Regions from separate parts of the Homo sapiens genome. Here region 2 is linked to region 1. A link is an interaction called in ENCODE POLR2A ChIA-PET data of the cell type or tissue named here. Cell type or tissue: K562. All regions are shown on one strand. Each heading gives the region's core, and the rest is flanking DNA. Links, peaks and the distances in the headings are about the cores only.

What was found. Peaks named below come from ENCODE experiments on the same cell type or tissue, not always from the same donor. Only the 100,000 strongest peaks of a DNase experiment are listed, where the experiment ranks them.
Region 2: POLR2A ChIA-PET joins it to region 1 with 5 read pairs; 3 of 35 experiments call an interaction of 5 or more read pairs at or near these places.

The regions. Positions count from the first base shown.
Region 1 is chr19:1,848,691-1,860,284 of GRCh38, forward strand. KLF16 (KLF transcription factor 16) reads right to left here. Exons shown (of 2, transcript NM_031918.4): 2 at 3,709-6,070. The coding sequence ends at 5,769. Among named protein-coding and RNA genes, the nearest start is that of REXO1, 6.0 kb to the left of the region's middle. RefSeq lists enhancers at 5,251-5,807, 5,808-6,365, 6,366-6,921, 6,640-6,934, 7,151-7,340 and 3 more and silencers at 6,651-6,900, 8,231-8,620. In K562, for the core only: CTCF peaks have their summits at 2,344 (motif pointing left) and 4,815 (motif pointing left); DNase peaks (open chromatin) are centred at 4,811, 6,781, 8,231, 8,761 and 1 weaker place; H3K4me3 peaks cover 4,730 bases.
Region 2 is chr19:2,312,100-2,323,240 of GRCh38, forward strand. It overlaps LSM7 (LSM7 homolog, U6 small nuclear RNA and mRNA degradation associated), which reads right to left. Exons shown (of 4, transcript NM_016199.3): 4 at 9,422-9,723. The coding sequence ends at 9,581. Among named protein-coding and RNA genes, the nearest start is that of LINGO3, 9.5 kb to the left of the region's middle. RefSeq lists enhancers at 3,945-4,004, 4,195-4,284. In K562, for the core only: a CTCF peak has its summit at 4,050 (motif pointing left); a DNase peak (open chromatin) is centred at 4,032.

The DNA.
Region 1 (11,594 bases), core at 2,205-10,204:
CTGTAGCGGCGCCATCTTGAGCCCCAGGCCCCTGCGGCGCCAGGGCTGTCCACGGCGCGCCTGACCAAAAAAGCCCCGCGGGGCCCGCTATTACTCATTTGCATATTATTTCCTTTCGTTAGCATATCACCTTAAGGCGCCCTCTGCTGGACGAGGAGAGTTCTGCGGGGAGGTGGCCTTAAACCTGGGCCAGGTGAAACTCATGGTTGAATTACTCCGTTCACAGTCTTTAAAAATCCCCTCGCCCTGGTATACAGCTGGCTCTCAAGAAACGCCTTAATCTCCCCAACCTCGACTCTTGTCATCAGTCTAATGACCAGGTCCACGTTCACTCATTTGTTCAACAAATATTGAGCGCCTACTGTATACCAGCTAGAGGGTGCATTTTAACAGACAAACGAGGAACAAGGCTGGGATGGGGCAACTCTGTAGTCTGGTGGAGTAGGCCCACGTCTTAATGGGAAGTTTAACCTGGTGCATTTTGGTGGGATTGTAAAATAGTGCCACTGCTATGTAAAACAAAAAACCCAAAAAGTTTGTTTTTAAGAGACAGGGTCTTGCTCTGTCACCCAGGCTGGAGAGCAGTGGTGCGATCACGGCTCACTGCAGCCTCGACTTCCCTGGCTCAGGTGATTCTCCCACCTCAGCCTCCCGAGTAGCTAAAACCACAGGTGTGCACCATCATGCCTGGCTAATTTTTTGTATTTTGTGTAGAGATGGAAAAAGTTAAACAGAATTACCCTATGAGCAACTCTATTCCTGGGTATACACCCAAAAAGAATAGAAAGCAAAGTCTTAGGTCGGGCACAGTGGCTCATGTCTGTAATCCCAACACTCTGGGAGGCTGAGGCGGGTGGATCACTTGAGCCCAGGATTTCAAGACCAGCTTGGCCAATATGGCAAAACCCTGTCCTACTAAAAATACAAAAATTAGCTGGGCGCGATGGCTCACGCCTGTAATCCCAGCTCTTTGGGAGGCCGAGGAGGGAAGATCAACCGAGGTCAGGAGTTTGAGACCAGCCTGGCCAAGATGGCGAAACCCCACCTCTATTAAAAATACAAAAATTAGCTGGGCGTGGTGGCGGGCGCCTGTAGTCCCAACTACTTGGGAGGCTGAAGCAGGAGAATCACTTGAACCTGGGAAGCGGAGGTTGCAGTGAGCCAAGATTGCACCACTGCACTCCAGCCTGGGTGACAGAGTGACAGTCCGTCTCAAATAACAATACAATGGTTAAGATGACAAATTTTATGTTATGTGCATGTGATTTTACCACAATTATAAATAAATGACAGGATGCAATGATGAGGGGACGTGGGTTGGGATGGGTCATGGGCGACTCTGCAGAGGACCTGATCTAATCTCAAAGCTGTCCTATCATGGGCAGTGGAGGCGTAGACTCCCTGTCATGGCTCCTGATGATGCGTGAGAGATGAACTCTCATTTATGCGATTGCTCCATCCGTGCCGGCTGGTGTCGGTCATTCATTCAGCAAATAGTTACTGAGCACCTACTGTGTGCCACAAAATGCTAGAAACATCCATAAGCAGAGCAGAGAACCCCACTCTGGTGGAGGTGATGGTGTAGGCAGGGAGGCCGACAATGAACACAGCAATAAGTGAGACAGCCTGAAGCCAGGTGGAAAGTGCTTTGAGAACAGAAACAGGAGAAGAGCCTGGACTGGGCACAGGGCTGGTCTGGGTGATTCTATGGGGAAGGCGGGATTTGTGCGGTTTTACAGAAAATTAGGGGCCAGGCATGGTGCCTCTCGCCTGTAATCCCAGCACTTTGGGAGGCTGAGGCAGGCAGATCACTTGAGGTCAGGAGTTCGAGACCAGCCTGACTAACATGGTGAAACCCCATCTCTACTAAAATTACAAAAATTAGCTGGGTGTGGTGGCCCATGCCTGTAATCCCAGCTACTCGGGAGGCTGAGGCAGGAGAATCCCTTGAACCTGGGAGGCGGAGGTTGCAGTGAGCCAAGATTGCACCACTGCACTCCAGCCTGGGTGACAGAGTGAGACAGTGTCTCGAAAAAATAAAAGATAAATAAATAAATAAAAGATGATGAGGGAGCCAAGCAGGCTTCTGGAGGAAAAGCATTCCGGGCAGAGGGCACAGGCCATGGGCAGGACTGCGCCTGGTGTGTTGGAGGAACAGCGAGGAGGCCAGTGTGGCTGGACCAGGGTGAGGAGGGGGAGAGAGGCAGGAGGGAAGAGCAGGGAGAGGACGGGGCAGGTCATGCAGAACCCTATGGGCCTCAGGGAGGACTTGGGCTTTGACTGTGAGGGCAGTGGGAGCCATGGAGGGTTGCGGGCAGAGGAGGAACCAGACTTGCCCCAGGTGTTCACGGACACCCTCTGGTGGCCGTGGGGAGGACAAACCGTGAGGAGACCAGGGCCAAGGTGATTGCACTGGTTCAGGTGAGTCGTGAGGAGGCTAGACCGTCGCGGTGGAAGCCCTTACAGCAGGGAAAGGCGGCCAGATCCTGGATCTATTTTGAAGGTAGAGCCCAAGGAGGTTTCAGATGGGCCAGATGTGGGTGGTGAGACACACAGTGGGGTCCAGGGTGACTCCCCAAGGATTTTGGCCTTGCAGGATGGAACTGCCCTCGACCGAGGAGGGGGCATGGCAAGAGCAGCCTGCGGGTGGGAGGGACGCCCGGGAGGGTCGGGGTCCCAAAGGCACCAAAAGGATGGTGCTGCTTCTGGGCACGTGTGTGTGCTGGGGGTGGGGCGTGTAATTTAAAAGCCTAATGCGAGTGTGTCCGTCAGAGAGAGGGGTGAGGCTGCGAGTGTAGACCCCATATTCTAGACATTTTGCTCCAGAGGGGCAGAAAACCAGGCAGGAGCTGGAGGGGTGCGAGAGTCCCGGGAGTGATGTTTGTGGGGCGTCCGGTAGGATGGGAGGATGGGTCGGGCAGGATTGGGGGTGCACGAGGGAGGCTGCCCTCGAGTAAAGCCGGGAATTTGCCGCCCAGGTTGGGGAGGGGTCTGGCGTGAGCCGGCGCCGGCCGCGCGATACGAGAGGCCGACCACCCCCTTCCCCGGGCGGGCAGCAGGCGAAGCCCCAGGGCTCAGCAGGTGTGTAGGAGTGGCCTGCCCGGCCCCATCCCAGCCCCGCCGGCCTCCAGGCTCTGGGGAGCGCTGGAGTCCACAGTGGTTTTTTCCTGGGGAGGGCCTCAAAGCTCTCACCGCCCCCTCTTCCCTATTCCCACTAGGGGAGCTGGCATACAGTAGGCGCTCAATACAGGAGCACAGGAGCCTGGGAGGCGGCCGGGGGACCCTCCGTGGAGGAGCCTGTCCCGCGCCGGCGAGCAGCCCCGGGGGCGCAGGCTCCCCCATCCCCTGCGGCACCGGAAGGGGCGGGCGGTGGACGCCCCCGGGCGCCCTGTCACTGTGCCTCGGTTGCCAGGCAACGGGGCGGGCGGGAAGCTGGGCGGGGGGCGCAGCTGCGCCAGGCGTGGGTGACACCCGGCGGGCGCAGCGCGCGCTGCTGCAGGCAGCCCCCTCCGCGGGGCTTAGGGCTAGGGGCAGGGCATTTTGTGTCTCAGCCAGAGGGGCCTGGCCAAGACCCCCTTCACTAGCCCGCTGCCTCGGTTTCCCCACGAGGTGGATGAACTTGGGACCACACTGGTGGGTGGGACAGAGGGATTCAGAGCGTGCCCACAGGTGGGGACTGCCACGGGAGAGACCACACACACGCTGGAGTAGGGTTTAAAAAGGGGCTTGTTTAATTAATTAAATACAAGGATGAGGCCAGGCAGGGCGGGGGAGGGGCGCCACCCACGGAAAGCACACGCCTCTCGGAGCCGCCTCCCCTGCAAACGGCTGGAACCAGGTCCCAGTGATCAGCGACTCCTGGGAGAGTGGAGGGGTGGGCGCAGGTCTCTCCAAGCCCCTGGACACTGGAGAGGGGCCCAGTTATAGAGTTCTGGAACCCACAGCCCTACCTACCCCTGCTCCAGACAGGCCCCTGCCAGGGCTGGGGCCAACCAAGACTCACAAAGGAAAACGGGGCCCCAGTCCCCCACCCACCCCCACAGACTAAGGCATCTCACTAGCGCTGCCAGAAGAGGGTTTGAGGCTAGGGACAGAGAACACAGAGAGCCGAGGGCTGGATGGGGCAGGACCCTCCGAGCCCAGCTCCAGAAGGGCGTCCCCTGCCTCCCTCCCCCCAGGATCCCAGGCACCCATCCCTGGATCCTGCCAGGCCGGGGCTGGGTCCAGGTGCACACCAGTGCCATCCAAAGCCCCCCTGTCCCCAAGCGAGAGGCAGGACGGTTCTGGAACAAAAGGGGGTACCAAAAACCTCCTGCAGCCAACAGTGGGGGGATCCACCTTTCTGGGTCTGACATGGAACCGGGGACCCTTCTCATTCCAGGCTGGGGGTCCTCAATACCCCCCCCAAGAGGAAATGCAACCCAGGCCACAGCAGGACGACCGCTGACAAGGACACAAAGGTGGCCCCCGAGGAACAAGTCCCCACCCCACCCAAGTTCAGCTCAGAGACCCCCCACACACACTCACACCCCCTGAGGATGCCGGACCACCCATGGGGGCCCAGAAAAAAAGGAATCCGTGCCTGAAAAAATATTCTACCCGGTGCAAAAAAAACGAGCTACCCCAGGAGGCTGCACAGCCAGCCCTCTGCTTCCAGTCCACGAGGCAAGACCTCAACCACGGGCCAGGACCCACCTCTTCCAAGCACCCAGGAGAAGGAGGGGAGGCCAGGGAAGCAGGGCCGGGCCAGGCTGCAGCCCAGGCCCGGAAGAGCCTGCAACCCCGGCGGGCATGGGCTCCACGGCCCCACCTGCAGGCCAGGGAGGGCAGCGCAGCCCAACAGCCGCAGTCGTCGTTAAGGGAGAGTTGATTGTCACGTGATACCGCAACGGCCAAAGTCAGCAAGGCAGGGACTGGAGGCCCAAGCCCGGTGCCAGCCTCCCCTGCAGCCTCTCTCACCCACCCACCCAGAGAGGGCGAGCTAGGGCCCCCACACCCGAGGACAGAGGAAAATAAATAAGCCAGGATTCCCTCCCGACCCCACTGAGTCAAATGTTCTTTGGAAGAACCCAGAGGTCCCCTCCCTCCCCATCCCAGGTCTCAGAAGCAACACCTGGAGCCCCTCCGGGCATCCTAACGCTGCCCCACTCCTGGCTCTACCCCCGAGGTCTGGGGGGCCAGGCAGCCCCTACCGTGGGCAGAACTTGTGGACACCTGAGATTGAGTACCCGAATGGGGGGTGGCTGGGCTGCACCCCCATTTCCCTGAACTACTCCCATGGCTTTCGGTGGGGTGGGGGTGGGGTGGGGAGAGGCAGGGGCCGTGTCAACCCCCGACTCCTCTATGGCTGTCTGAACACTTCATCCCAATCTGCAGGGATGGGGCAGGGGGTGCTTTCCCCGGGCCGGCTCCCAGAAGTCCACTCCACCCCCCCAAACCCCACCCCGGGAGGGGGGCAGCAGGGGGTGGTGGAGAGGAGAGGGGAGGACCTCCTAGCTGCCCTGGGGGGGCCCCGTTGCACAGATGGGAAGAAAGTTAGTATCATGGCTATTTACAGACACAAGCCCCCGTCACCCATCCTGAGAGCCACCTCTGAGGTCAGGCAGACCCAGGTCCAGTCTCAGGCCCCCTCCTCACTCTCTGGAGGGGGGCAGGGGTGTCTTCAGGGTTTGCCCACGGCTGGAAGGGGCCCAGGCTCCCCGTGGGTCCTCACTACACCCCTGGATGGCAGAAGCATCCTGGCGGTCAGGGTGGGCTGCACGAGGGCCCTACAGGCCTGCGGGGGCTGGGCTGGGCGCGGGGCTGGGCGCAGGGCTCCCGGCCAGGCTGCAGGGCAGCGAGTCGCTGGGGGAGGTACTGCGGGCACCAGGGCGCCGGAGCAGGTCCGGGTGGAAGCCGGGGTGGCGGCGGGCGTGCTTGGCCAGGTGGTCACTGCGGGTGAAGCGCTTGGAGCACAGAGGGCAGGAGAAGCGCTTCTCGCCCGTGTGCGTCCGGTGGTGGCGGGCCAGCTCGTCGGAGCGGGCGAACTTCTTGTCGCAGCCCTGCCAGTCACAAGCAAAAGGGCGTTCCCCTGGACGGAGAGACAGAGACAGACAGCGGGTCAGCGGGGGCGGGGGGAGATGACAGACACGTTCCAGCAGATCCCAAAGGGTGGCGGGCATTTGTCCCGTGCCGTTTTAGAGGCTGAGCTCTGGTGTGAGTTCAAAACATGGAGAAGCACAAAGAATACAACCCTTACCCGCCCCCCGGTGGCCCAACACGAGACCCTAATAAATAATCCTCTTATTTCCTACCAGCTCTTAGAAAGGACTCTCCGGCGAGCCCAGAATCTGTTAACCGTAAGTAACCGCCGCAGACCCCCAAGGCTGAAGCTCCCCAGGCCCTCGCAGCCTCTGGCCCCAGGCGGGACCCTGGCAGGGATTAGCAAAGGCCTCCCAGTGTCTGTCCCAGGCACAGGCACGCTCAGAAGGCATGCTCGGCCTTCAGGCTGTCCCTGCCCCCCACCCAGGGGCATGCAGGGGCCTCCATCTGTGCATGATCCCCTCCTTTTCCAAATGACCACCTGGGATGCAAAGGCTGGGTTAAGGGGGTACAATCATGGCAACCTCCCTAACCCTCCTGGCCCCTCCACGAGCAAGGGGGCATGGGAGGAACCCGCAGGCACAGTCAGTCTGGGCCCCGATCTCGGGGTGTGGTTAGATGGAAGACAGGCAGGAAAGCTCACAGGGAGGGGAGGGGGCGGGGTCTCCCGGGAAGGGGCGGGGCCCGGCGGGCTGGACTCGCCCCACCCCCACGGGACAGATGGCGCTGGGCAGGGGCGGGCCACCACCCGGCCACTTCCTCCACAGTCCCCTCCCACCGCCAAGGCCGGGCCTCGCCCATCCTGCCCCTAACCAGCCGTCACCATCTGGGCCTGCCTGTGCGCCTCCAGGCGGTGTGGGTCTTTGCTCTAGAACTGTGCCACCCGACCCCTTCCTTTAGCCGGGGTCTCACGCCCACAGCATGTGGCATCGTGATGTCAGCGTCTCCCCAGCAGATAGGGGTCTCCAACGACTGGGGAGGGGCAGGTCAGTCCACCTCCACCCAGGGACCGAAGCAGGACAAAGGGCCCTGCATCCCCGAAGCTCCCACCCTTTCGGGCCCTGCACCAGGTACCCTGGACCCTGGCATTCCGGGACGTTATTCCCGTGACACCCCAGGGTGGGTTGTGTGGATGGAGACCGGATGTGCATGCCCCTCGTGGCACTGGTTGGAGCCCTGAGTAGCAAAAGAGACGTCAGAACCAACTCCCCTGAGTGGCCCCAAAGCCTATTCTCAAGGAAGCCACAGCAGGGCCAGGAGGGTAGTCACCCGGTGGGTTACAAACTGGGCAGCCCACGCCCAGCACTGGAGGTTGCTCTGGCCCTGGGAGCACTCCCACCGGTCCATGAAGAACTGCAGCCAGCCAGGGGCCTAGAAGGACCCACAGCAGGGACCATGGTGAGGGGTACAGAGACGGCGGGAGGGGCACGGCCATGCTCAGGGTGACCGAGTGACATCTCTGCTCTAAGATCAGGGGCTGCCCTGGGGAGCCCAGCTGAGGAGGGGCACGGGAGGGTGGAGGGGTCTGCCCACTGAGGGGCACCAGCGATCACCCGTGACCCAAGAAGAGCTGGAAGAAAAAACCTTCCCTTCTCATCTCATCCTTCCTCCCTGCCACACCCCGACACCCTCAGCAAAACAAGACTGCAGACAGAGACCAGCAGCCCCCCTCCCCAAGAGGTTGTGAATCCAGGCAGCTGGAGAGGGGGAGAGACCAGCTGTCACCAAGACCAACAGTAGCCTCAAATCCCTGGGGCTGCCTGCTCCACACCCCAAGTCTCCCCCAAGCAACCCAGGATGCAGCTGGGGTCGCGGGTCCGCCCCAGCTGGGGGCCGTCTACAACCCAAGCAAGAGGCGCAGAGCAGCCCTGGAAGGGACCCCACTCCCATCTCAACCACTGGGCCCTGACAGCTCCCAAGGGCCTCAGTCTGGGGACGGGGTCTGGCTGTGGGAGCGCGGCTGGAGCAGACCACGGGATTGGGGCTCGCGCCCCTCCAGGGAACATGCCGCCGTGTCGCCATCTTGCAAGGCACAGGCGGGGAGGCGGCAGGAGGGAAGGGGGAACATCCCACGGCTGGGTGCCGGACAGTCAGTTGGTTCACTTCCCCTTTCAGGGCGGCGGGGCTGGTCTCCACTCCCTCTCCCCCAGTTCCACTTTGCAAGGAGGAGCAGGTTGCCGGGGTGGGGGGGGCGACCGGGGCAGGGGCGCGCAGCCGCTGGGAACACAGCTGCCGCACGTAGCTCGGCGGCGGCGGCGGGGACATCCGCAGCCCCAGCCGGCCCCGCTCACGTGGTCCCACTCCCGCCGGGGCCAGGGGGCCCGGGCCAGGGTCGCCTCTCCGGCCTGGGTGCCTGCCAGCCCCGCCCCGCGCTTGGAGACTGAGGCGCGCACATGCGCACGTGGGTGGCGGGGCAGGGGGTGCACGGGCTACCCACCCACGCTGCGCTGGGCGAAGCGCCTCTGCGAAATGCCAGGCCCTGCCTCGCACACAATCCACTCGCAGGGAGGAGGGTGGGGTGAACTTGTGGGGGCCCAGAGCGCGCTGCTCCTAGCCAGCCGGGCCCCCAGGTGCACAGCCACCCAGCTGCTCCGCGCTACCTGGCCGAGACGCAGCGCCCTGAGGATGCGGTGGGTGGGGACAACGCGGGAGGGCAGTGTGGGCGGGGCCGCGGTGGACTTGACCCTCTGACTCAGGCTGGGCCCGGGTGAGCTCAGGACAGCCTCGGAAACAGGCAGGCTCAGAAAAATGGAGTCCAGGAAGTCCTGGAAACCTGGCCCGGCCCCGTCTGAGCCGGCACAGGAGGGGCCTGGAGACAGGACTGCGGGACTGTGCCAAGGGCCCTGGTTCCGACAGGGAAGCCTCACCTCCTGAGCTTGTCTGGGGGGCCTTGGGGTGGGGAGGGGGGCTGTGGCCGGCTGCCTGCCGGGGCACTCACGTCCACCTAACAGGTGGGGTCGGGTCTGTAGGGGAGGGCACAGGTGGGGAAGACCAGCCCCAGCCGCAAAGCAAGCATCCCAGGAGAGCCAGGAAAGGCTGGGGCTGGGGAGGCCTCTTACCCACCCAGGGAAGGGAGGAGCTCCTGAAGGTGATCCTTGAGCAGGTTCTATAGAACCTATAGGCAGCTGCTTCTGGGAGCCGCTGCAGAAAAGGGGGAACACTGGTGGTGAGGCCCTGCCAGCCTGGGGGTGGGGTCTCGAATACTACTGGGCCATAGCAACCCCCACACCCACTCTGCCCCTAGCTCCCCTGACTTCCCAAAGCCAAAGCTTCCTTCCTCCCCCATCCCCACTCCTCCAGTAGACTTCCCCTTTCCAAACCCCCTGCTGTTCCCGCCAAACACGCAGGCAGGCATACCCACCCTTGTGTCAATCCCGTACCTCCCCACGTGCCACCTGCCAGCCAAATCCCATCACCTTCGGGATCCGTCCAGGCCCCACCCTGCCCCTCCCAGCTCACTCCTGGACTAGTGCAGTAGTCCAGCAGCTCCCGCCTGGGCACCCAGACTGCGCTTGGCTTTCCTGAGTTCCGCCCTGGCCTAGGGTCAAAACTGATGGCTGATCCTGCCCGGAGCTTCTCTGAGCAGCAGTGCCCCTCACAGTGGCCTGGTGCCCCCCAAGCACCCTTGGTCAGCTTCTCTGTCTTTGTACCAGGCTTCCAAAAACGCATGCATCTTGTGGGTGTAATATCTGCACCCCTGCACTCCAGTGGGAGCAGAAGGCAGGCACTTCATTGACGGCTGGGTCCCCGGCAATGCCCAGCACAGGCCTGGTATACAGCAGGTGCTTAATGCATATCTGTGGAAAAGGAGAATGCAGGCCTAGGGGATCAAGCTCTGGTTCCAACAAGAGCAAGGGCAGATAATGTTTGCTCAGCATCTTGAATACTCCTGTCCTCCCCACCCCGCCGCCAAACTATCACTACTCCCTTCTACATAAAAGGAGGCCCACCTGAGGCCCAACCCAGGCCAGGACCTCCTGCACCAGACTCTGGGTACCTGGGGGTCGGCAGGGGACAACCCCCTCAAGGACCCTGGTGCCTGTGTAACCTCTGTTCCAGAAATGGTCTAAGCCAGGGTGGTGCCCCCCGCCCCCACAGCTCACCCTGCTGGTATCATGTGCCTCCTCCCCACCGATCTGGGCTGCTTTTATCAGAGAGCCTGGGTGGGGGTGGTTATCGCCCCCCACAACCCTGGGGGAGCCCTCCCCATCCCACTAGCTGGGGCACCTGCAGGCAGTTCCAGCTGCTCTCTGCACTCTGCAGGCTGGAGAGGCGGTGGGTGGGGGAGGGCAGTCCCTGGCCCCCTACCCCCCACCCCCTATGGCCTGGCACTGCCCCACTCCGACCCTCCCCAGATAAGCTGCCAGTTCTCCCAAGCTCTGCCCACCAGCACTGCCATCCCAACCCTACAGGAGCGCATAGTTCTGCCTGGGGGTGGAGGAGAGAATGAAGTGGGGCATGGCTGCTTCCCCCTCTGGGCCTCAGTTTCCCCACCCACCTGTCCTCCTGGGGCCCTCTTCAGCAAGGGATCAGAAACCTGGCAGGCACTCAGACACTCCTCTGCACACCTCGTCCTGAGGAGTCTCCCTCCAACCCAGTGCGTAGACCAGCACGCCTCGATCCCTCCCACATCTCGTCCTGCCCTCCTCAACCCCTCTCTGATCCTAATCCCTTCTCCATAAATGGATTTGCCTCTGCAAAGCCCAGCCTGCCTCACTGCCGCCCCCAGCGTCCCCACCCTCGGGATTAAGTGCAGGGATTCACCTTGCCGAGGTGCCCCCTCCCCACCTCAAGTCCCTACCTCCACAGCAGACCCCAGAGCCAGCACGCCCTTCCTCTCCCATTCCCTGCCCCACCCAGCCCAGTGGGCCTCAGGCTGCCTCCTCCAGGAAGCGCTTTCCGTCATCACTAGCATCCCTGTTGCCACCCCCCACCCCGCCCCCCGCCACCACGGACACAGTTCCCTAAGTCCTGGGGCGCGGGGACTGGGATGCTGGGTGCTGGCCTGCGGCAGGGGACTTCAGAGTGGGATACAACTGGGGGTGACCCTGCAGCCCCCTGGGGGGCACCTGACAAGGTCTGGGGACATTTGTGATTGTCACGACTGGGGAGGGGGTGCTCCTGCCATGGAGTGCGTAGAGGCTGGGGACACTGCATAACCCCCTGCAGTGCCCAGGACAGCCCCTCCCCAGAAAACGATCAGGCCCCAAATGTCTCGGTAAGTGCGGAGGAGAGAAGCCCTGGGTGAGAAGAACCCTTCCAGGTCTGAGCCCCTCTCCTGGGGAGGGTGTCGGCAAACCCTCTGGAGGTGCAGGCTGACGGTGTGCCGGGCACTGGCATGCCGGGGGCGGGGGGGGGGCCCTCCGGGGATGCAGGGGGTTTGGAGAGCAGGGAGCCGACAGCCAGCCTCTCCTCCCGCCCCCGCCCCAACTCGCTGGCTCGCTCACTCTCCGTAACCATAGCAACGGCGTCAACATCACCCACAGCTTCCAAAGTCCTTCCCCGCCCCACGC
Region 2 (11,141 bases), core at 2,311-10,310, 460 kb after region 1:
AATTTTTTTGTATTTTTAGTAGAGACGGGGTTTCGCCATGTTAGCCAGGATGGTCTCAATCTCCTGACCTCGTGATCTGCCCGCCTTGGCTTCCCAAAGTGCTGGGATCACCGGCGTGAGCCACGGTGCCCGGCCCCCAGATTAACTTTTAATTAACAGGGTCTTGCTATTTTGCCCAGGCTGGAGTGCAGTGGTGCAATCATAGCTCACTGCAGTCCTGAACTGGCCTCAAGTGATCCTCCCATCTCAGCCTCCCAAAGTGCTGGGATTACATGTGTGAGCCACTGTGCCTGGCCTGGATTCATTATTATTCCCACTTTACAGATGAGAATTTGGGGACTCAGAGAGGTTAGGTCACTAGCCTCAGGTCACACAGCATCTGCCTGCTGAAGCTGGGGCTTGACCTCAGGCATCTGGAGCCCAAGGCTTCCAGGACTCTACACGTTTGCCTCTTAGCAGCCAAGGACTCTTTCCCCAGTTACAGAGGGTGGCCACTTGTCTGGGGCCACACGGGAGGCTCCCAGGCCACCTGCCCCCGCAGCCTCCCTCCCTGGGACATGACTGCCACTCCCGCCCGCATCTGGTCCCGTCCCTCACGCTGGAGAGAGCGAGCGAGAGGAGGAGGGCTTTTAATTTTAGAAATGGTTCCTGCTGCAGAAGAGTTCCTGCTGGTTTTCCCAGGCAGGAGAGCACAGGACAGGAGACCCCTCGGCCCCACCACGGCCGTCCCCAGAAGGATGCCCCCCTCTGCGGGCTGCTGCCTCCCTGCCCCCCAGCCTCTCCCACGGCTTCCCCATCTGGAGCCGCCCTCTCCGCCCAGGTGGTAAGTCTCCATGGCAACGTCCCATCACAGGTGGTCGTAACCTTAGCAACCAGGTGCTCCCACCCCACCGCCTGGGAGGCTCAAAGCCGCGCCTGCATCCCCCTCCCACGCTCTCCCTGCCCCCGCCCCCCGGGCAGCTCTCCAAGAGGAACCGAGGGAGATGCATCCTGCCAGGGATGCTGGGCCCAGAGACTTGAGGGACACCCCAAGATCACCCAGCAGCTGAGCTGCTGGGCCTGGGGTGCTCCACGGGACATCAAACCCACCTCCCTCGTCCTGCAGGATGCAAAAGAAACTGCACTTCTCGACATCGCCTGGGCTCCTACTAGGTGCTGCGTCCATGCCAGGCTCAGGCGCCGTCCCTGCCCTCAGGAGGCTTCCACTCAGGACAAGGGGTGGGGAGACACTGACCGAGGACAGGAAGGGGACAATGGCCGGGCGTAGTGGCTCGTGCCTGGAATCCCAGCACTTTGGGAGGGAGAGGCAGGAGGATCGCTTGAGCTCAGGAGTCTGGGCAACATAGCGAGACCCTCATCTCTTTAAAAAAAAAATTATCTGGACATGGTGTTGCATGCCTGTAGCCCCAGCTACTCAGGAGGCTGAGGTGGGAGGATCGCTTGAGGCTAGGAGGAGGAGATTGCAGTGAGCCAGGATCTCACCACTGCATTCCATTCTGGGCGACTGAGCAAGACCCTGTCTCAAAAAATATATATGCATATTGGCCAAGTGCGCTGGCTCACACCAGTAATCCCAGCACTTTGGGAGGCCAAGGCAGGTGGATCGGTTGACGTCAAGAGTTTGAGACCAGCTTGGCCAACACGATGAAAATACAAAAATTAGCTGTCCCCACAAATAAGTGACCCCCAGAGTAAGTTCTAGGTTTAGAATGAAATTTATCCATCTACTATTAAAAAAAAATTCTCTCAGCCAGGCGCAGTGGCCGAGAAAAAAAAAAAACACAACTCTCCTCTGATTTACATGGAAATTAATCACCCACATCAGATTCTGAAGGAAACTCTTGCTTATATTACTTTTTTTTTTTTTTGAGGCAGAGTCTCACTCTGTCGCCCAGGCTGGAGTGCAGTGGCGCGATCTCGGCTCATTGCAACCCCCGCCTCCTGGGTTCAAGCAATTCTCCTGCCTCAGCCTCCTGAGTAGCTAGGATTACAGGTGTGCACCAACACGCCCAGCTAATTTTTGTATTTTTAGTAGAGACGGGGTTTCACCATGTTGGCCAGGATGGTATCGAACTCCTGACGTCGTGATCTACCCTCCTCAGCCTTCCAAAGTGCTGAGATTACAGGCGTGAGCCACAGCGCCTGGCTTAACCTTTTATTATGGAAAATTTTATACACAAACAAAGGCTTAGAGAATCACGTAATGAACCCCCATAAAGCCATCCCCAAAGTGTGATGCATCTGGTTCCATAAGTCCCTCTCCACCCTCCCCAACAGACTATATCAAAGCAAATCCCAGACACGAAGTAATTTCATCCATAAATATTTGCATTTCTAAAATACAATGACTTAAAAAACACAGCCAACAATTCCATTATCATTTTTTAAGAAAATGGACAGTAATTCCTTAATATGCTCAAATATCCAGGCAGTGTCCAGTTTCCCTGACTGCCTTCTAAAATTTTTTCACACTTTGTTCAGCTCAGAATCCAAATAAGGTCCATTTACTGCAATTGGTTGATATGCCTGTCTCTTTCTCTCTCTCTCTCTCTCTCTCTCTTTTTTTTTTCCAGAGACAGGGTCTCGCTTTGTCACCCAGGCTGGAATGCAGTGGTGCAGTCATAGCTCACTGTAGCCTTCAACTCCCAGGCTCAGGTGACCCCCACCCCCGTCTCAGCCTCCTGAGTAGCCAGGACCACAGGTGCATGCCAGCATGCCCATTAATTTTTTCTTTTTTTGGTAGAAACAGGGTCTTGCCATGTTGCCCCGGCTGGTTTTGAACTCCTGGGTTTAAGTGATCCTCCTGCCTCAGCTTCCCAAAGTGCTGGGATTACAGGCATGAGCTGCTGAACCACTGTGCCTGGCCTTAGTTCTTCCTTTCTGCTGTTTGTCTTATATGTCATTTTCCTGTCTTATTGCACCGTGTGGCACCTCCAGTACAATGTTGAAAAGAACCAGTGGAACTGGACATCTTTCTTTTGTTTCTGGCCTTAGGGGGAGAGCACCCAGTCCTTCGCCATTGAGGATGACAGCTGTAGGGTTTTTATAGACATCTTTTATCTGGTTGAGGATATGCCATTCTATTCCTAGTTGCGTGTTTTTAATCTGCATGAATGCTGAATTTTGTCCAAGTGAGTGCTGAATTTTCTGCATCTACTGAGATGATCATATGGTTTTCCTCTCTTATGCTAATGTGGTTAATCACATTGATTCTTGGGTATTAAACCAACCTTGCATTCCTGGGATAAACCCCACTTGGTGGTCATGATGGAGAATCCCTTTTATAGACAGCTGGATTCAATTTGTTAATATTAAGGATTTGTGCATCGATATTCATGAGGGATATTGGCCTTTGATTTTCAGTAATGTGTTTTGGTTACGCTGGCCTCATAAAACACATTGGGAAGTGTTCCTTCCTCCTCTAGTTTCTGAAAGAGTTTGGGTAGGATTGGTGCTGTTTGTTCCTTAAAAGCTTCAGGATCAATTCTGTTGTTTTCCAGAGAAGGGGGTCTCTCTATGTTGCCCAGGCTGGCCTTGAACTCTTGGGCTCAAGCCATCCTCCTGCCTCGGCCTCCCAAAGCACTGGGATTTCAGGCGTGAGCCACCGTGCCTGGCCTGGGAACAATTCTGAAGGTAGAATTGTCAGCATTTGCTGATGGCTGGGATGTGGGAGGCAAGAGAAACAGCAGGGAAGGGCACCCGAGGGTGTAAGCCTGAATCATGGAGCTGTTTCCTTGGATGCAGAAAGCTGGAGCGGCACCTGGTGGAAGGAGCATTGGTTTGGGGTGTGCATTAATTTTGGGGCGCCTCTGGTGCTGGGGCAGAGATGAGGTCAGGGAAATGGAAGTCAGAAGCATTTTCAACAATGAAAGCGGAACCCACGGGCATCTCTGTCTCTGACTTCGTGCCCATTACCCCCAGCTTCCTGTTCCCTTACTGCTTCTGGTCTGTGTTCACTGGCCGGCGTGCAGAACTCTGTCTTCTGTCGGGCACTGGAACCCTAGCGGCCTCGGGCCCGTCATTCCTGGGTGAATCCTGACCCCTGCTGGCTCTGGTCAGCACGGTCGAGGCCAGCGTGGCCACGCAGTGGCGGTGGGGGGCGGGGGTCCACGGAGCTGAGTCCTGAAGGGAGGTAGAGAGTGTGAGACACTGGAGGCAGAAGGGCCCGGAGTTCATAGACAGACCTAGGCCTGCCCGGAAAGCCCCTGTCTAATGGGCAAGGCGGAGGAGCCCGGACTTATTCCTGTGGACAATGGGGGCTTTGGGGAGGCGCAGAGTGGGAGGGACCTGGTGAGATCCCAGGAGCTTGAGCCCTAGCCGTGGAGCTGGGACCCCCAGGACTGTCCTTTTTATTTTAAGACAGGGTCTCGCTCTGTCACCCAAGCTGCAGTGAGGTGGCGGAATCATAGATCACTGCAGCCTTGGCCTCCTAGGCTCAAGAGATCCTCCCACCTCCTCCTCCCTAAGTGCTGGGATTACAAGTGTGAGCCACAGTGCCTGGCCCCAGGGGTGTGCTAACCTCTCTCACCCTGGGCGGTCCCCAGGCTCAAACCAACAATTCCTGAACCCTAGGAGCTCTCCTCGTGGGCACAGCTTCTTCTGTTTACAAACCTTCTTCCCTTCATATCCATGTCCTTGTCTGGGTCCAGGCAGGAAATCGACACCCAGAAACAGGCGGTGATGGGCAGCAGGGGCCTCTGTGGCAGAAGGTCTCACGCTACACGGTACTGTCCGGGTCCTTGCACGGGTGTTCTGGAGGTGCAGGGAGGCCTCCCCTCGGTCGTTCAAGGCAGGAATGGATCTGCGGCGTGAGGCCGACGGTGACTTGCTTTCTCCCAGCTCCTGGGGCCACAGTGCGTTCATTCCCCTCCCCTCCCCTCCACTCCCCTCCCCTCCCTTCCCCTCTCCTCCACTCTCCTTTCCTCTCCTTTCCTTTCCTTCTTTTTTTGAGATGGAGTCTCACTCTGTCACCCAGGCTGGAGTGCAATGGCGTGATCTCAGCTCCTTGCAACCTCCATCTCCTGGGTTCAAGGGATTCTTCCGCCTCAGCCTCCTGAGTAGCTGGGATTACAGGCACCCGCTGCCACGCCCAGCTAATTTTTGTACTTTTAGTAGAGATGGGGTTTCGCTATGTTGGCCAGGCTGCTCTCCAACTCCTTACCTCAAGTGATCCGCCCGCCTCGGCCTCCCAAAGTGTTGGGATTACAGGCGTGAGCCACCGCACCCGGTCTCATTCCCTTTTCTCTTTGCCTCTTTTAGGCACTGGGACTTCATTTCTATGCCCACAAGATGCGGGTGGCTGGGAGCCCCATTGGCTTGGGGCAGAGGAAAGGCACGGTGGGGTAGATGGAGCGGCAGGCAGCCTACCTCCTACGCTAGGATTCTGGCTGTGTTACCCTGTGCAAGCTGCTTAACCTCTCTGGGCCTCAGCTGCCTCATCTGTGAACGGGAATGACAAAAGGACCCGCCTGAGGTCCTCCTTTGGGGGAGGGTTCCGTGAACCAGAGCTACCTTGGAGAAGGCAGTGGGGTCAGTGTCTGGGGCAGACGCCCCAGACTGACTATCAGTAACATCCAGCTCCCGTCCTCCTTCGGAACCTGCAGTGGGGTGGTACCCTGAGGATCTCTGGCTGGTCTGGGGGCAAGAAGGGCCCATCTGTCTTATCTACCAGGGCCTCCGCCAATGTCTCCCAGAGTGGGGCCTCCGAGGACAAGACTCGAGGGCTCTCGGCCAGCACTTGACCGCGGGCACAGGCAGCAAAGCTGGTTCCCGGGCCAACGGCCACGGCCCCGACATCGTGATCCGAGGGCTGCGCTGACCATGGGCAGGGAGTTGAAAGGGTGAGGTCTGGGCCAGGGGCAGGGGGCAGCCTGCAGTTGGCACGGCGGGCTGGCTGGCGGGACCTGCTGGGGCTGGGGCTTTATACGGGGCCAGGAGAGTGGAGGCCTGGGGGATCCAGTGTCTCGGGCCGGGCCGGCCGCCGTGTCCTCATTTCTCTCTCGGTTCCCTCTCTACGTCTCCGCCTCTGTTTCTGCCTCTCCCTATCTCTCTCCAAATCTCTCTGTGCCTTCTGGCTGTAACTGGGTTTTTCTTCTCTGACTCTTTGTAAAATATTAAATTTTCAATGTAATGTGGAATGTAAAATATTAAATTTCTCCTTTTAAAATATTAAAAGCAGGCCAGGTGCAGTGGTGCGCACCTGTCATCCCAGCACTTTGGGAAGCCAAGGTGGGAGGATTTCTTGAGCCCAGGAGGTCAAGGCTGCAGTGAGCTGTGCTCACACCACAGCACTCTGGCCTGGGCCACAGAGTGAGACCTTGTCTCTTAAAAATAAATACATAGATAAAATTAAAAGTGGCTTTGTAGTTGGCTGGAGGTCCTGGACTCCTCCAGCGTATCCTCTAGTGATGGGCAGCTGGGTTACTTCCAGTCTTTTCCGAGCAGGTCAGAGTGGCTCTCTGGGGTGGAAATGGTTGAGAGGAACAGGCTCATTCTGGTCTATTCTCTGGGGACTTCTGTCTGCCTCCCCAGGAAGTTGACCTCTCCCTCTCCCGGTCTGCACAGCCTTCTGTTTTTGTCTGTGGGCCTCATTTCAAAGCTTCGTGCCCTGGGCTGGGCATGGTGGCTCATGCCTGTAATCCCAGCACTTTGGGAGGCTGAGGCAGGAGGATCACCTGAGGTCAGGAGCTCGAGATCAGCCTGGCCAACATGGTGAAACCCCATTTCTACTAAAAATACATAGCCAGGCATGGTGGCGGGCACCTGTAATCCCAGCTACTTAGGAGGCTGAGGTGAGAGAATCACTTGAACCCAGGAGGCGGAGGTTGCAGTGAGCTGAGATCGTGCCACTACACTCCAGCCTGGGCAATAAAGTCAGACTCCATTGCAAAAAAAAAAAAAAAAAAAAAAAAAGCTTCGTGCTCTGAACTCTGTCCCCACATGACTGTGGCCGAGGGCCCAGCCACAGAGTGGATACTCAACACCTTTTTCAACACTTCAGAGAGAAGGAATTGGATTTCAGAGAGGTTGGGACACCTTCCCTAAGCCACACAGCATGTGGTGGGGGGAGCCTTGGGCTCAGGGCTTTGTGGCTGCAGAGGGCTTTGCAAAGTTCATCAGCTCACTAGGAGGTGACGGAGTGGGCAGAGAGCAGTCTACAGTGTGGGGGGCTGTTCTGAGGGGTGCAGCGGTGAGGCAGGCCTTGCTTCCTCTGCGGGAGAAACCGTGGGGCTGGAAAACGGGACTTCCTTCCTCTCCTGCCTCCCTGCCGTTCCTGGAGGTTCTAACGAGGCCAGTTAGCCTCTAAGGCCTTGACACGTTCTCCCACTGGGGGTTGAGGCCTCTGGGCCACTGGGACCCTGGGTTTCAGCCTTTGCATCTGGCTCAGACAGGGCAGGCAGGTGTGCCGCGTGGACAGCGTGTTGGTTTCCAGGCCGGTCAGCTCTGGTGTCAGGGTTGTGTTTCTCCATCACGTGACATCCTGATCCCCCACCTGTCAAATGGACGCAGGGAACTGGTCCCGGACAGCGAGGCTTGTAGGCTTGTGGGTTGAACGTCAGCAGTCCGGGCACACCTGAACTCTGTCTGTCCTTCGCTGGAGGCTGTGACCCCGCAGCTATCCCAGCAAACCCCCGCCATCCCCGGTGCGAGGCTGGAGGCTGGGGCTTGGGATGAGGTCTCGGCCGGTGGTGGCAGGGCTGGGCTAGGTGGCCGGGGCCGGGGAGGGATGAACAGCGGATGCAGGGGTTGGCCACGAGGTCCGATAACTAATTCCCCAGCCACAGGGGCTAGTGCCGCTGGGCCCCAGCAAAGCCAGTGTCTATGGGGCCCAGATACCCCTGCCGAGAAGCCAGCTGGTTCCACTTATTCGGAGGCAGCCAGGGAGCGTGAGCCCATCCAGACCCGAGGCTGAGCTCCGTCCTGTTCTGCTGCTATAGCTTCCTGGCAACCTGGACCACACGCTGCCTCGGTTTCCCGAGCTGGGGATGAAGGGGTTAGCGGCCAGGATGACCCTCTCACGCTCAGGTCATAAGGGACAGCCTATCCTCTCTCAACCCGAGTGATGAATCAGACAGGCCCTGCCCTCCTCTGGGAAGACAGTGCCTGGGGGACAGAGGTGCAACCAGGAAACGGAGTCCAGGAGGATTGCCCGGCTGTCGGGAAGAGACATTTAGGGGTATGCAGGATGGGCTGGCCCGCTGGAGTGTGGGAAGTCCTAGTGCAGGTGTGGGAGGCCGGTGCCAGGGCCTGTATCTGCCCAGTCAGGACACGTTTTTAACATTTTTTGTAGGCCAGGTGTGGTGGCTCATGCCTGTAATCCCAGCAATTGGGGAGGGTGAGGAGGGTGATCACTCGAGGTCAGGAGTTCAAAACCAGCCTGGCCAACATGGTGAAACCCCATCTCTACTAAAAATACAAAAATTAGGCCGGGCGCGGTGGCTCACGCCTGTAATCCCAGCACATGGGGAGGTTGAGGCGGGTGGATTACCTTAGGTCAGGAGTTCGAAACCAGCCTGGCCAACATGGCAAAACCTCATCTCTACTAATACAGAAATTAGCTGGGCATGGTGGCGGGTGCCTGTAATCCCAGCTACTTGGGAGGCTGAGGCAGGAGAATCACTTGAACCAGGAAGGCGGAGTTTGCAGTGAGCCGAGATCACGCCACTGCACTCCAGTCTGAGTGAGAGTGAGGACTGTCTCAAAGGAAAAAATATATATATTTTTTGTAGAGACGAGGTCTCCCTATTTTCCCAGGCTGGTCTTGAACTCCGGGGCTCAAAGAGATCCTCCTACTTCACCCTCCCAAAGTGCTGGGATTCCAGGCGAGAGCCACTGCACCCGACCTCAGGACATGCTGTGAGCACGGAAGGAACCCAGAAGGGGCTGGCTGTAGGTGACCAGTCCATCTCACAAGCGGGGGCAGCAGCGGGGGCAGGTGTTAGCTGCATGGGCTGTGGGGTCTGGCCTCTTGATGCACCCCGGCTCCTGATGCACCCCAGCCTCCTGATGCACCCCGGCTCCTGATTCACCCCAGGTCCTGACACACCCAGCTCCTGACACACCCAGCCTCCTAATGCACCCCAGCCTCCTAATGCACCCCGGCTCCTGACGCACCCCGGCCTCCTGATGCACCCCGGCCTCCTGATATACCCCAGCCTCCTGATGCATCCCGGCTCCTGATGCACCCCAGCTCCTGCTGTCTTGGGGGCGGGCCTGGGGTTCCACAAGCCCCTCATCAGACTGAGGTTCCAAACTCGCCTGTCTCGGCCTTGGCTGTGCCCGCCTTGGTCACTCCTGAACCCTCACCCCCAGGAGGGACCATGGCTGGTATTTGATGAGCTCCAGGGACTGAGTCCAATCTCCAGGAATCCAGGTTTCCTCAGAAGGTCAAGGGAAAAGCAAGATTCGGGGCTCAGACACATTGAGGTTTGCAATTTTATTAAGAAAACAAAAATTCAACCTATACAAAAAGGAAAATGCTTCCGTTCCAGGAGGCGGTACTGCGGTGGGAGCAGCAGCCAAGTCCGCGGGAAACCGAGCTGCTCGGGCCTGCCCTGCACCCCCCGCGCCCCCGGCCAGGCTAGGCGTCCTGCTGCTGGATGAAGGGGTTGGGGATGGCCTCCATGCCGTCCTGCGGGCAGATTAGCACCACGGACGTGCCCCGGCACACCACGAGGCCCAGCTGCCGGGTGTCCTCCGTGAGCTTGTACTGGTCGTCAGGGTCTGGGGAGGAGCAGATAGAGAGGACTGAGGGACCTCCAGGAAGCCTCCGAGACCCCCCACCCACCCAAGACCCTCGCTCCGACCTCCCCACCTGCACCCTGCAGGCGCCACGAGCACGCAGGGACCTCAGACGGGATGCGCTCTGTGGGGCAGGTCCCCGGCTCCCACGGCTGAGACCCATGGCCCCTAGAGACCAGTGGCAGCTCCACAGACAGCAGCCACAGCCCTCCCTCACTCCACAAACCATGGGAACAAGAAGGCCCAGGTGATAGCCGGCTACCCCGCGTCTCAGAGCTCACTGGGGCCCAGGCACCAGGGCCGGGAACCAGGTTATCAGATGGCCGGCCAGAATACAGGCACCCTGGGCCTCCTGGTCTCTGCAAGGTCCCTGGAGCCCTAGGGGGCCAATATTCACCCTATAACAAAGAGGCTGGGGGCCGGGCGCGGTGGCTCACGCCTGTAATCCCAGCACTTTGGGAGGCCAAGGCAGGCGGATCACGAGGTCAGGAGATCGAGACCATCCTGGCTAACTTGGTGAAACCCCGTCTCTACTAAAAAATACAAAAAAATTAGCCGGGCGTGGTGGCAGGCACTTGGAGTCCCAGCTACTCGGGAGGCTGAGGCAGGAGAATGGTGTGAACCCAGGAGGCGGAGCTTGCAGTGAGCCGAGATCGCGCCACTGCACTCCAGCCTGGGTGACAGAGCGAGATTCCATCTCAAAAAATAAAAAAATAAAGAGGCTGTTCATGTGGGGTGGGGACCATGTGGGCTGGCACCCCAGGGAAGTGCCAGCAAGCCCAAGACAAGCTCTCAAGAGGCTGAAGGCGATTAAAACTCCTCACTACTGTGGTCCTGCAGTGGTGGGGGCATGGGAGAACCATGGGGCCCAGGTTTTTAAACTTTTTTTCAGACACCAGGTCTTGCTCTGTTGCTCAGGTTGGAGTGCAGCAGTGCAATCACAGCTCACAGCCTCAACCTCCTGGGCTCAAACAATCCTCCTGCCTTAGCCTCCTGAGTAGCTGGGGCCACAGGCACATGTACCGCCATGCCTGGCTAATTACATTTTTTTTTTTTTTGTAGAGACAGGGTCTCACTATGTTGCCCAGGCTGGTCTCAAATTCCTGGGCTCGAGTGATCCTCCTGTCTTGGCCTCCCAAAGTGCTGGGATTACAGGCATGAGCCACCATGGCCAGCTACAAGAATAAATCTTGTCTCAGTATCAATGGATCCAAGGGGCAAGACCCTCTCTCTCCTAAGTCCTGACATTCCCCCAGTGCCCGGGCCGGGATGGGGACTTGCCAGCTGGGGACTTGCCGCAGGAGCTTCTGGGGGAGAGTCTGAGGACTTGGCGGCCTCACTGGGGAGGGGAGCGAGCGGGGGCAGGGAAATGAGGGAGGGTCCTCTGGGGAGGAGACAGG